Regions from separate parts of the Homo sapiens genome. Here region 1 is linked to region 2. Evidence: read pairs that join two places in POLR2A ChIA-PET (ENCODE). Cell type or tissue: Panc1. All regions are shown on one strand. Links, peaks and the distances in the headings refer to the core of each region. The heading gives the core; the rest is flanking DNA.

Region 1 (5,382 bases), core at 91-5,090, 58 kb after region 2:
CCCCTCTACAGCCAGGGTAGTAGGAATCGTCTCAAAATCAAAGTTCCCAGGCACTAGTGAAGTGCTAAGCTTGTAAGCAGGTCTTTCTAATGATAAGTATTCTCAGGTTTGCTATGATAGTCTTTTTTTTTTTGCACAATCCAACCTCTTGGCTCTTATATAAGAGCAAAAGACACCTTATTGTAAAAGAGTTTATAATAATTAGGGCACTGCAAAACAGAATATGCATTAGTCAGGCAGTACAGGTTAACAGAGTGCCCAATGTGGCCTCCCACCATGGGGCCTCTAACCCATGGGTTCCCACTGTAGTCTGAAATAATTCAGCTCAGGTCAGGCCTGGTGGCTCATGCCTATAATTCCAGGACTTTGGGAGGCTGAGGCAGATGGATTGCTTGAACTCAGAAGTTTGAGACCAGCCTGGACAACATGGCAAAACCTGGTCTCTACAAAAAATACAAAAGTTAGCTGGGCATGGTGGCATGTGCCTGTGGTCCCGGCTACTTGGGGTTGAGGTGGGAGGATTGCTTGAGCCCATGAGGTCAAGGCTACAGTGAGCCATGATAGAGCCACTGCACTCCAGTCTGGATGGAATGAGATCCTGTCTTTAAAATTAAAATAAAATAAAATAAAACAATTCAGCTCAGTTCTTGATATCAGAGGTACTGCAGTCAGTTCCAAACAGCTTTTGTTTGTTTGTTTGTTTGTTTGTTTGTTTTTTGAGAGGGAGTCTCACTGTCTGCCAGGCTGGAGTGCAGTGGCGCCATCTCAGCTCACTGCAAGCTCCGCCTCCCAAGTTCACGCCATTCTCCTGCCTCAGCCTCCCGAGTAGCTGAGACTACAGGCACCCCCCACCACACCCAGCTAATTTTTTGTATTTTTAGTAGAGATGGGGTTTCACCATGTTAGCCAGGATGATCTCGATCTCCTGACCTTGTGGTCCGCCTAGCCTTGGCCTCCCAAAGTGCTGGGATTACAGGTGTGAGCCACTGCGCCCGGCCAGTTCCAAACAGTTTTGCTTGTCCTTGACATCAATTCATCAGTCTCATGAGTGTGGATGACATCCGTAAGTGTTCTGCCTGGAAAGCTGAGGAGCAGGGACCACTCTTGCTGTCTCAAAGTCAGCTCTATCAGCTGTGATCATAGGCTTAGAAGTCAGTTTGAATAAAAGGTGCTCAAAGCAGCTCGGAAAGGCAGCACGGGAAGTTTTTGTTCAGTAAGAGGGGAAAGTTTCCAGAAACAACTCTGAAAAACAAGAACATCAATTCCCTTCTTGCCCTTGCCCTCAACCAGGCCTCCCCAGGTGCTGGGGCTCTGTTTTCCTACACGTTTACAAAATCAGTGTGTTCCATTTAGTCAGTGATCAATATCTTACATTTTTTTCATCCCATACTCTAACCCGGACCTTTTGTCTGGAGGAGTTGTATGTAAGAAGGACAAAAGAATTTTCACCGATATTATAGAACAGTTTCTTAACACCTAAATAAAGAAAAAAAAAAAAGAAAATGAAGAATAAGAATAAAAATAAAGACAAAAATAATAAATGAAAAAATAGAAAAAGAATTTTCACAGAAAAATATTTTTATACCACTTAATCAAAAAGACACATCATGTTCAGAAGTTGGTCAGGACAACATCCTGAATTTTCATGCATTTTCAAAATGGGTTTATATAACTTCTCAGCCCTTTAATCCTGATTATTTATCCAGTGAGCATCCTAGAAAAGCCTTGCTTTTCTGAAGATAGCGGCATTTTACAATCAAGCTGCACTTAGATTTGTGTACCAGGAGAAAGATGAGAGAAGTAGGGTTAGGGTATCATCAATCCATTGTTGAAACTGCAAATAATTAGGAAATTCAAGCACGAGTCAACAGTAGTGAGGCATTCCTGAGAAAGGGTTGAGTCTAATCTGTCAGAGGGCTCATACTGTTTGTGATGTGCCCTCCCCTAAGTTGCAGCTTTTGGCAGGGATCACACATTAGGAATGCAATCAGTCTCTGCATCCAAAATATAGAGATGATGAGTAATTTAATTTCACACAATCTCATCGGAGAATAAACACTTTCTTGTAGGTATCTGCAAGTGACCCAGATGGACCAGCCAGTTTCCCTGATGTTTTCACAATTTATGGCCCCACAAAGGACTGTCCTAAATCTGCAGTGGTCCATGAGTGGAAGAGCTGTTTTTGAGCATATGTCTGCTTTCAGTTCTGCACAGCTCATGTTGAGACTGAAACAGGCCCATAACAGACAGTATCTAGTTTTATGTAGTGTGAGTTCCAGGCAATTAGGGTCTGTGAATTCAGGATAACATAAAAGCCAGTAGCTTCTTCAGCACCAGCAAAGTCAATATGCTTCAGGACCACAAAACTGTGTTCCAAATCTAAGTGACAAGCAGGATTCCACTGACCCTTTTTGTCTTATTAGTCTTATAGTCCAAAATGACCCACTTAAAAATCACACATCGGCCAGGCGCGGTGGCTCATGCCTGTAATCCCAGCACTTTGGGAGGCCGAGGCGGGCGGATCATCTGAGGTCGGGAGTTTGAGACCAGCCTGGCCAACATGGTGAAACCCCATCTCTACTAAAAATATAAAATTAGCCGGGCGTGGTGGCGCTTGTCTGTAATCCCAGCTACTCGGCAGGCTGAGGCAGGAGAATCGCTTGAACTCGGGAGGCAGAGGTTGCAGTGAGCTGAGATGGCACCATTGCACTCCAGCCTGGGCAACAAGACTAAAACTCTGTCTCAAAAAAAAAAAAAGAAAAAAAAAATCGCGTATCAGGCCAGAAAATCATCTGTCTCTTAAGGGTCAAGTGTCTGATTTCACAAAAGCTTATTACCAAAATAAAAACTGCTTTTGAAACTCCAAAAATATATCTCTCTGGAGATTGCCTTTTCATGTTGCCTCCCATTTTCCTGAAGCTCTAATAAGCAAAAATTGTAGTATAAATAGTTATGGGCCAGGCATGGTGGCTCATGCATGTAATCCCAGCACTTTGGGAGGCCAAGGCAGGCGGATCACCTGAGGTCAGGAGTTCAAGACCAGCTTGACTAACATGGTGAAACCCCGTCTCTACTAAAAATACAAAAAAAATTAGCCAGGTGTAGTGATGGGCGCCTGTAATCCCGGCTACTTGGGAGGCTGAGGTAGGAGAATCGCTTGAACCCGGGAGGCAGAGATTGCAGTGAGCCGAGATCACGCCATTGCACTCCAGCCTGGGCAACAGAGTGAGACTGTCTCTAATAATAATAATAATAATAATAATAAGAAGAAGAAGAAGAAGAAGAAGAAGAAGAAGAAGAAGAAGAAGAAGTTATGGAGAATTGTTCTGTTTCCAGTACTCAATGAACTTATATTCTAATGTGTCCACAAAAAAGCAAGGTTTTGACCACAAAATGAGTTAATTAAGTCATTTCACTAATGCGTTTTCCTTTTTCTCTCTTTAATTTTTATTTTCATTCCCTTCTTTTCACAGGTGTTGATCATTAACATGTTGTCTTTGCAGCTTTCCATGATTGGAATGGTTCCTCCAGCATTTATGAAATTACAAGCATATAGGCCAGGCTCAGTGGCTCTGTGTCCCACCACTTTGGGAGGCTGAGGCGGATGGATCATGTGAGGTCAGGAGTTCGAGACCAGCCTGATCAACATGGAGAAACCCTGTCTCTACTAAAAATACAAAATTAGCTGGGCATGGTGGCACATGTCTGTAATCCCAGCTACTCGGGAGGCTGAGGCAGGAGAATTGCTTGAACCCGGGAGGCGGAGGTTGCGGTGAGCCGAGATTGTGCCATTGCACTCCAGCCTGGGCAACAAGAGGGAAAGTCTGTCTCAAACAAACAAACAAACAAACAAACAAAAAGAAAGAAATTAGAAGCATATAACATTTTACGTCAATGTTTATACATCCAGATATAACAGCCACAAAATACGAAACCATTTTTTTAAATTCCCCATTTTTTTGCTCTCACTGCAAATTTACTCAAACCTCAGTAGTAAATTCAGCATTTACAGGGTTAACATTTGAGTTTCCAGAGAAGATCTTGGCTGGAATCTAAGGAGTGGGCATGGTGGGTCTGCTGCATCAGTGGCAGCAGCTAGGCTGAAGAATGAGTTGGGGTATTCTTCTCCCTCTGTTTTGTCTAAAATTTTACTGTAGCCCTGAACTCTAATGTTATCTTTTTTCCCCCCACCTGGAAGAGAGGTTATTTTTTCCACCTGGAAGACAGAACAAATATAAAAGGTATCATCTGGACTGCATCCCTCCCCAACCCTGTGTTAGCCTGAAGAGCCAAAAGCAGCCAGGGGTTCCACTAAGCCAAATCTCCTGGAGTTGGAGCTATCATTTTAAAATTCCATAGGTAACTTCTGCCCCTCACAACAGAGTTTCAGCTGCTTTATTATACCATGGATGATTCCATAGCCACCCAGGCACCAAAGATTCATCATACCCCATTCCCCTTCATCTTTCCTCTACCCAAACAATGCGTGGACCACATATCATTGAGTCAGGGTCATTCTAGTGAATTTCACTTTTGACACGTACTGTGTCAGGGTCATCAAGACAACTCTTAGGATGGACAGGAGGATGCATAGGACTCAGCATATAATCATACTCATGCTATTTGTCTTAGATGATGGGTGAGAAGGAGTTCTTTTACAAAGTAGCCAGGCATGGTGGCTCACATCTGTAATCCCAGAATTTTGGGAGGCAAGGCAGAAGGATCACCTGAGCCCAGGAGTTTGAGACCAGCCTGGGCAACATAGTGAGACTTCATCTCTAGAAAAAAAATTTTTTTAATCTGTTAGGCATAGTGGTACACACCTGTACTCCCAGCTACTCAAGAGGCTGAGGTTACAATTGCCACTCCAAAATCATAACTGAGACACTGAAAGACATCTGACTTAACCAACTCCATCTTGCCTCTAACTCCAAGCTGTCATTATTCATTCCTGGGCATTAGCTGAACTGACTTTGGGAGGCACTTAGTTTATAATCCGCAGTTTAGAACAAAGACAATAACAGCCCTTTCCCAAAACAAACCCACATCTTGCCTGGGGACTAGACTGCCTAAGTAGGACTAACAAATTAGCCAAAAGATCAATTCTGACCCTCTCCAAATTGCTCCTGGGGATAACATCACTATTGTAAGGCCTAAGATCTGTGCCTGAGATGTTTTGCAGCCCCTGCACTTGATGGATCAGCTGGCACCACCCAGCTCAATAAACTGGCTCATTTGATCCTGTGGCCCCCACCCAGGAACTGACTCAGCACAAGAAGACAGCTTGGACTCCCTGTGATTTCATCTCTGACCAATCAGCACTCCCGACTCACCGGCACCCCATACCCACCAAATTATCCTTAAAAACTGATCCCTGGCCAG
Region 2 (5,382 bases), core at 201-5,200:
ACAAGTGAGATGATGAAACTTTGATTAAAACTCTTTCTGAGTGGGCTAGAGGATATGAAATGCAAAGCATTAATGGAAGGATTGGCCTTAGCTTAAAATAGACATCACTGGCTTTTTTTGATTTGGGGGATTTTTTGAGGACAGAGTTTCACTTTGTTGTCCAGACTGGAGTGCACTGGCGTGGTCATGGCTCACTGCAGGCTCAGCTTCCCTGGGCTCAGGCGAGCCTCCCACCTCAGCCTCTAGTATAGCTGGAACTACAGGGAACTACAGGTGTGCACCACCATGCCTGACGAATTTTTCTATATTTGGTCGAGACGGGTTTTATTATGTTGCCCAGGCTGGTCTCAAACTCCTGGGCTCAAATGATCTGCCCACTTTGGCCCACCAAAGTGCTGGGATTACAGGCGTGAGCCAACATGCCTGGCCAAGAGTACCTTTTCTGAAGTGCAGATCTGATTCTGTCACTCCACTCCCTGCATTAAACACACTGGGTTTCTTACTTATCTAGTTAAAAAGATATTACATGTTCACTATAGAAAACTTGGGAAAGTGTAAAGCAAAAAATAAAAATTAGTTGTTATCCTATTATCAAGATGCAACAATACTGTTAACATTGTGTTCTGTTTCTTTCTAGTCATTATTCTAGGCGTGGTTACAGATTTATTGGCTTATTTATGTGAATTAGGATTACATGAAAAATGAGTTTTATTTTCTACTTTTTGCACTTAGCATGCTACATGATAGTTTCACTGTCTTTGAAAAATTCTTTAATGAGGTTTCCAAGTGTAAAGCAGGCACTCAGTAAATATTTATTGAATAGTTATTGAATGGTTTTACCTAATTTATGCTAATACTACCAGTGTATGAGCATAATTCCTTCTGCCATATCTAGAAGCTTTGAACATTGTGACTAAATAAAAACTTTGCTGGTTGGTTAAATTAAAAATCTCACTGCTTTTTGAATTTTAATTTCTTTGATTACTAGTGGAGTTTGAACATTTCAGCCTCTGCATTGTTGGTTGACATCCATGGCTAATTTTGTTTTCGGATCTTTAGTTTTAGCTTATATTTTAAATGGTCTTTTAAGTAAATGCATTTATTAATCCTTCTTCAATGCAGTATACCTTAGCATCTGTTAAATGTATCATGTCCTTGCCCAAATCTCACTTTGTAGGTTGGTGAAATATGCTTCATAGAATTTTTAATTAAATATTGCTTTACAGTCTACATAAGACTTCCTGTTAGTAAAAGCTACCTCATGAAAAGTATTGATGTTATTTGCCAACATTTAGACTAGCTTTTGTTACCGTTTCAGTTATTCAATTTAGTCAGCACATGTTTGAGTGTCTTACTGCAGGTGAATAATCCATGATTTCTGCCCCAGAGTAGTTCATAAGACTGGTAGGATACATAGATTTGTAAATAAATAATTATAATTCTGGGCAGTAAGTGCTGCTATAGAAGTCTCTATAAAGCAATGTGCAAACACAAGAAAAGGAGCCGTTAATTCCTTATAGGGAAAGGATCAGATAAAATTATAAAATGGAGTGATATTGTAACTGGGCTTGAGGAAGGTAAGATCTTGCCTATAATATAATAATATTGGCAAACATTGAGTGCTTGCCTGGTATTACTCTTCTGAAGGCCTTATATGTAGTATTGTATGCAATCATTGGCAACCCAGGAGATTGTGCCTGTTATTTTAGTTGTTTTACAAATTAGGAAAGTGGGTGGAGGGTGGGAGGAGGGTCAGGATCAAAAAACTACATATCAGATACTATGTTTATTATTGCCTGGATGACAAAATAATCTGTATGTCAAACCCTCATGATACGCAATTTACCTGTATAACAAACCTGCGTACGTACCCTTGAACCTAAAGTAAAAGTTAAAAAAAAAAAATTAGGAAAGTGAGGAATCTTAAAAGGTACAAAATAGCAATTGCTTACTAGGCAGAGTTAACAGAGTAAAACAAAAAAGTGATGGCAGCTTTGGGAAACTGAATTTTCCGATGTGGCTGAAGTTTCTGGTAAAAAGATGGGGCCAAATAATTAATAATAGCTCCCAAGTACTGTGTAAAAGTACTTTGCATGCTCCATTTTCAAAAAGTCCCCTAAGATAAAAAGAAAAAAAAATCCTCACAGCTCCTCCTTGAGGTATAGATATTTATGTTTCAGTTTTAAAGAGCTTAGAGTCTAAAGAGACTTAGAAAGTTTCAAGTAATTTTCTAAAGGTCCCACAGCTGGCCAAGGTGGAGGTGACACAAGAGCGTTAAGGTTTGTCTGACTCTTTGAGAGTCTTAATTTTTTTTTTTTTTTTTTTTGGAGACAGAGTCTCACTCTGTCGCCAGGCTGGAGTGCAGTGGGGCAATCTCAGCTCACTGCAGCCTCTGCCTCCCGGGTTCAAGCCATTTTCCTGCCTCAGCCTCTCGAGTAGCTGGGACTACAGGCTCACACCACCCCACCCTGCTAATTTTGTATCTTTAGTAGAGACAGGGTTTCACCGTGTTGACCTTTGTGATCTGCCCACCTTAGCCTCCCAAAGTGCTGGGATTACAGGCGTAAGCCACTGCACCTGGCTGAGAGTCTTAATTTTTAATGAAATAGTTCAAATAAAAAATAGTATAAAACACTTGTATATCCAACATTTTATTTGTGTGGTGGGTTTTTTTGTTGGTTTGTTGGGTTTTTTTGTTTTTTTGGTTTTTTTTTGAGACAGGGTCTTGCTTTGTCGCACCAACAAGAATGTAGTGAGTCATAGCTCACTACAGCCTTGACTTCCTGGGCTCAAGCAATCCTCCCACGTAGCTGGGACCACAGCTCCTTCTCCAGGTATTGTGTATAGAATCTGGACCCAAAGAAGGGAAAAGGGCAAAAGGCACCAGTCAGCTGACTCCCTTCTCACCCACGACTTCCTCATACATGTCATTGGTCATAACTGGATCACATGACTCACAGCTTTAAGGTGTTTGAGGAGGCAAGTGCCTTCCTGAACAAAATAAGTTCTGTTTGTAAAAAGGAAGAGGAGAATAGATAATCGGCAGGCAACTCAGTGTCTTCTACTGTTAACTTTTATAGAATATTCAATGTATCATTACAGAGTGATTCTGCTAGGGGTGGTGGAGAAAGCACATAATAAGTGATCAATAAATATTTGTTGAGTAAATGAATGAATCACCTTTAAAAACCCACAGTAGCTACCACTTCTCTTGAGTCACCTCATTTGTGAAGAAATGTGATGCTGTGTTTCAATTTTTGGAGTGAATTTTTCCTTTGGTCACTTCAAATTTTATGCCTTTTAAACTCATTTATGTGCTCTTTTACAACTTTCTTTTGACAAACTTTGGGAAAATGCTTGTGTAACTGACCTTTTTACTAATTATTATAGTGCTTAAAGGTTCATATTCTGTCCTAGTTCTTCCTTCCTCTACACTATTTTGGAAACATATTTATTTAATTTAGAGGAGCTAGAATATTAATTGTTGTCATTTTTTTCTCTTAAAAGAACCAAGCCGGCCAGGCATGGTGGCTCACACCTGTAATCCCAGCATTTTGGGAGGCCAAGGTGGGCGGATCACCTGCAGTCAGGAGTTCGAGACCCGCCTGACCAACATGGAGAAACCCCGCCTCTACTAAATATACAAAATTAGCCGGGCGTAGTGGTGCATGCCTGTAATCCCAGCTACTGGGAGGCTGAGGCAAGAGAATCGCTTGAACCCAGGAGACGGAGGTTGTGGTGAGCTGAGATCATGCCATTGCACTCCAGCCTGGGCAACAAGAGCGAAACTTCGTCTCAAAAAAAAAAAAAAAACCAAGGCAAACACACAAAAAACCAAAGAATTTAACATTTTTAGAATAAAAGAAATATGACACCAGCGAAGAATAATAGTTGAGGTTATTTAGTCCAGCTGCTTTATTTATAGATGAAGAAAGATCAGTGAGTTTGTGACACACCCAAAGATGCATCACTAGCTAAATTAGTGTTAGTGAACCTGGGAATCTTGAACCTAATGTCATTTCTTGTTTTATTTTGCTATGTTGTTACTCAAACCAAGATCAGTTACCTTCGAATGAAAACATGGAGAAATCTGAAGAAACTGAGAAACTTAATTTTACGTTGGATCAGGGTCATGATGAAATCTTTAGATACTTTCTGAACCATAGAATAGGGATAAAAAATATTAACTTGTGTTTAGCCACACTTAGTATTGGGTTGAAGGTTTTTTTGTTTTGTTTGTTTGTTTCTATTTTTTGAGACAGGATCTCACTCTGTCACCCAGGCTGGAATGTATCCAGGCTGGAATGTGGTGGCATGATCAGGGATCAGGGTTAACCTTGAACTCCTGGGCTCCAGTGATCCTTCCACCTCAGCCTACCCAGTAGCTGGAACTACAAGCACACACCACCATGCCCCGGCTACTTTTTGTATTTTTTGTAGAGACAGAGTTTCACCATGCTGTCCAGGCTGGTCTCAAACTCCTGAGCTCAAGCGATCCACCCAACTTGGCCTCCCAAAGTGCTGGGATTAAAGGCGTGAGCCATTGCACGTGGCAGTTGAAGTTATTTTTAAAGATAGTAATCAGTATTTTAACCGTTAAACAAGGTGTTCATTTAGTTAAATTTCCTGATATACTAGCTAATCTCAATAAATGAGAATTTATTAAACCTGTTTTATCAGTGGGAAAGAGAAAACATGCAACTTAGGTAATTACTGTCATCTCTGTTTTTTTCTTACCTTATTTATGCTGTAGGACTTTTATATTTTGAATTTTTGAAATTTTTTTTTACTCTCATCTCTTGAAATATTTTAGCAGCATTCCCTATGGCACTGACTTTGTAAAGAAGGAAGAAATACTGATTACAGTTGCTTAACTCTCAGACACTGAATGGTTCTAAATGGTTCTTGGCTTTTTTATTTGCAACATCATTGTACATAAAAGAAATGGTGGTTAAATTTTCATTTCAAAAAACATATCCTGCTTTATCTTCTCACTTTTTTCCATCCCATTATTCCCATGAAGTATATCCTAACTGGTTTATCAACTTGACGAGAATCATTTCAAAATTTTAGGAAAAAAATTTATGTCTCAGTAAAACTTTGTTTAGAATTAGGTTTTTCAGTAGCAAGGATAAGGTGAAGGGATTAAAAATGTACGTAAAATTAGTAGTCAATGAATTCTGGAATGCAGTCTGTATAATCCTATTCAGAGATTATGCTATTTACTGAATATAGCTTTGGTTGTGTTTAAATCTGCACTAGTATTAGGTGCTCCTTAAAAGTTGAAAATATATAGCCAATAAGGTATAAAGAAGAATTGACAGATAAATCTAAACAGTTTCTTTGTATAGTACTAACTTCTGAAATGTTCAGTGGTGGCAT

What was found. Peaks named below come from ENCODE experiments on the same cell type or tissue, not always from the same donor. Only the 100,000 strongest peaks of a DNase experiment are listed, where the experiment ranks them.
Region 1: POLR2A ChIA-PET joins it to region 2 with 9 read pairs; 11 of 35 experiments call an interaction of 5 or more read pairs at or near these places.

What each region holds. Positions count from the first base shown.
Region 1 is chr11:77,644,661-77,650,042 of GRCh38, reverse strand. It overlaps LOC107984369 (a long non-coding RNA gene), which reads right to left. Exons shown (of 3, transcript XR_001748072.1): 3 at 3,785-3,824. Among named protein-coding and RNA genes, the nearest start is that of CLNS1A, 9.6 kb to the right of the region's middle. RefSeq lists a cis regulatory region at 5,183-5,382. In Panc1, for the core only: no CTCF peak of the experiment used is centred there; no DNase peak of the experiment used is centred there.
Region 2 is chr11:77,703,185-77,708,566 of GRCh38, reverse strand. All of the region lies in intron 5 of RSF1 (remodeling and spacing factor 1), which reads left to right. Among named protein-coding and RNA genes, the nearest start is that of RSF1-IT1, 34 kb to the left of the region's middle. In Panc1, for the core only: no CTCF peak of the experiment used is centred there; a DNase peak (open chromatin) is centred at 2,916.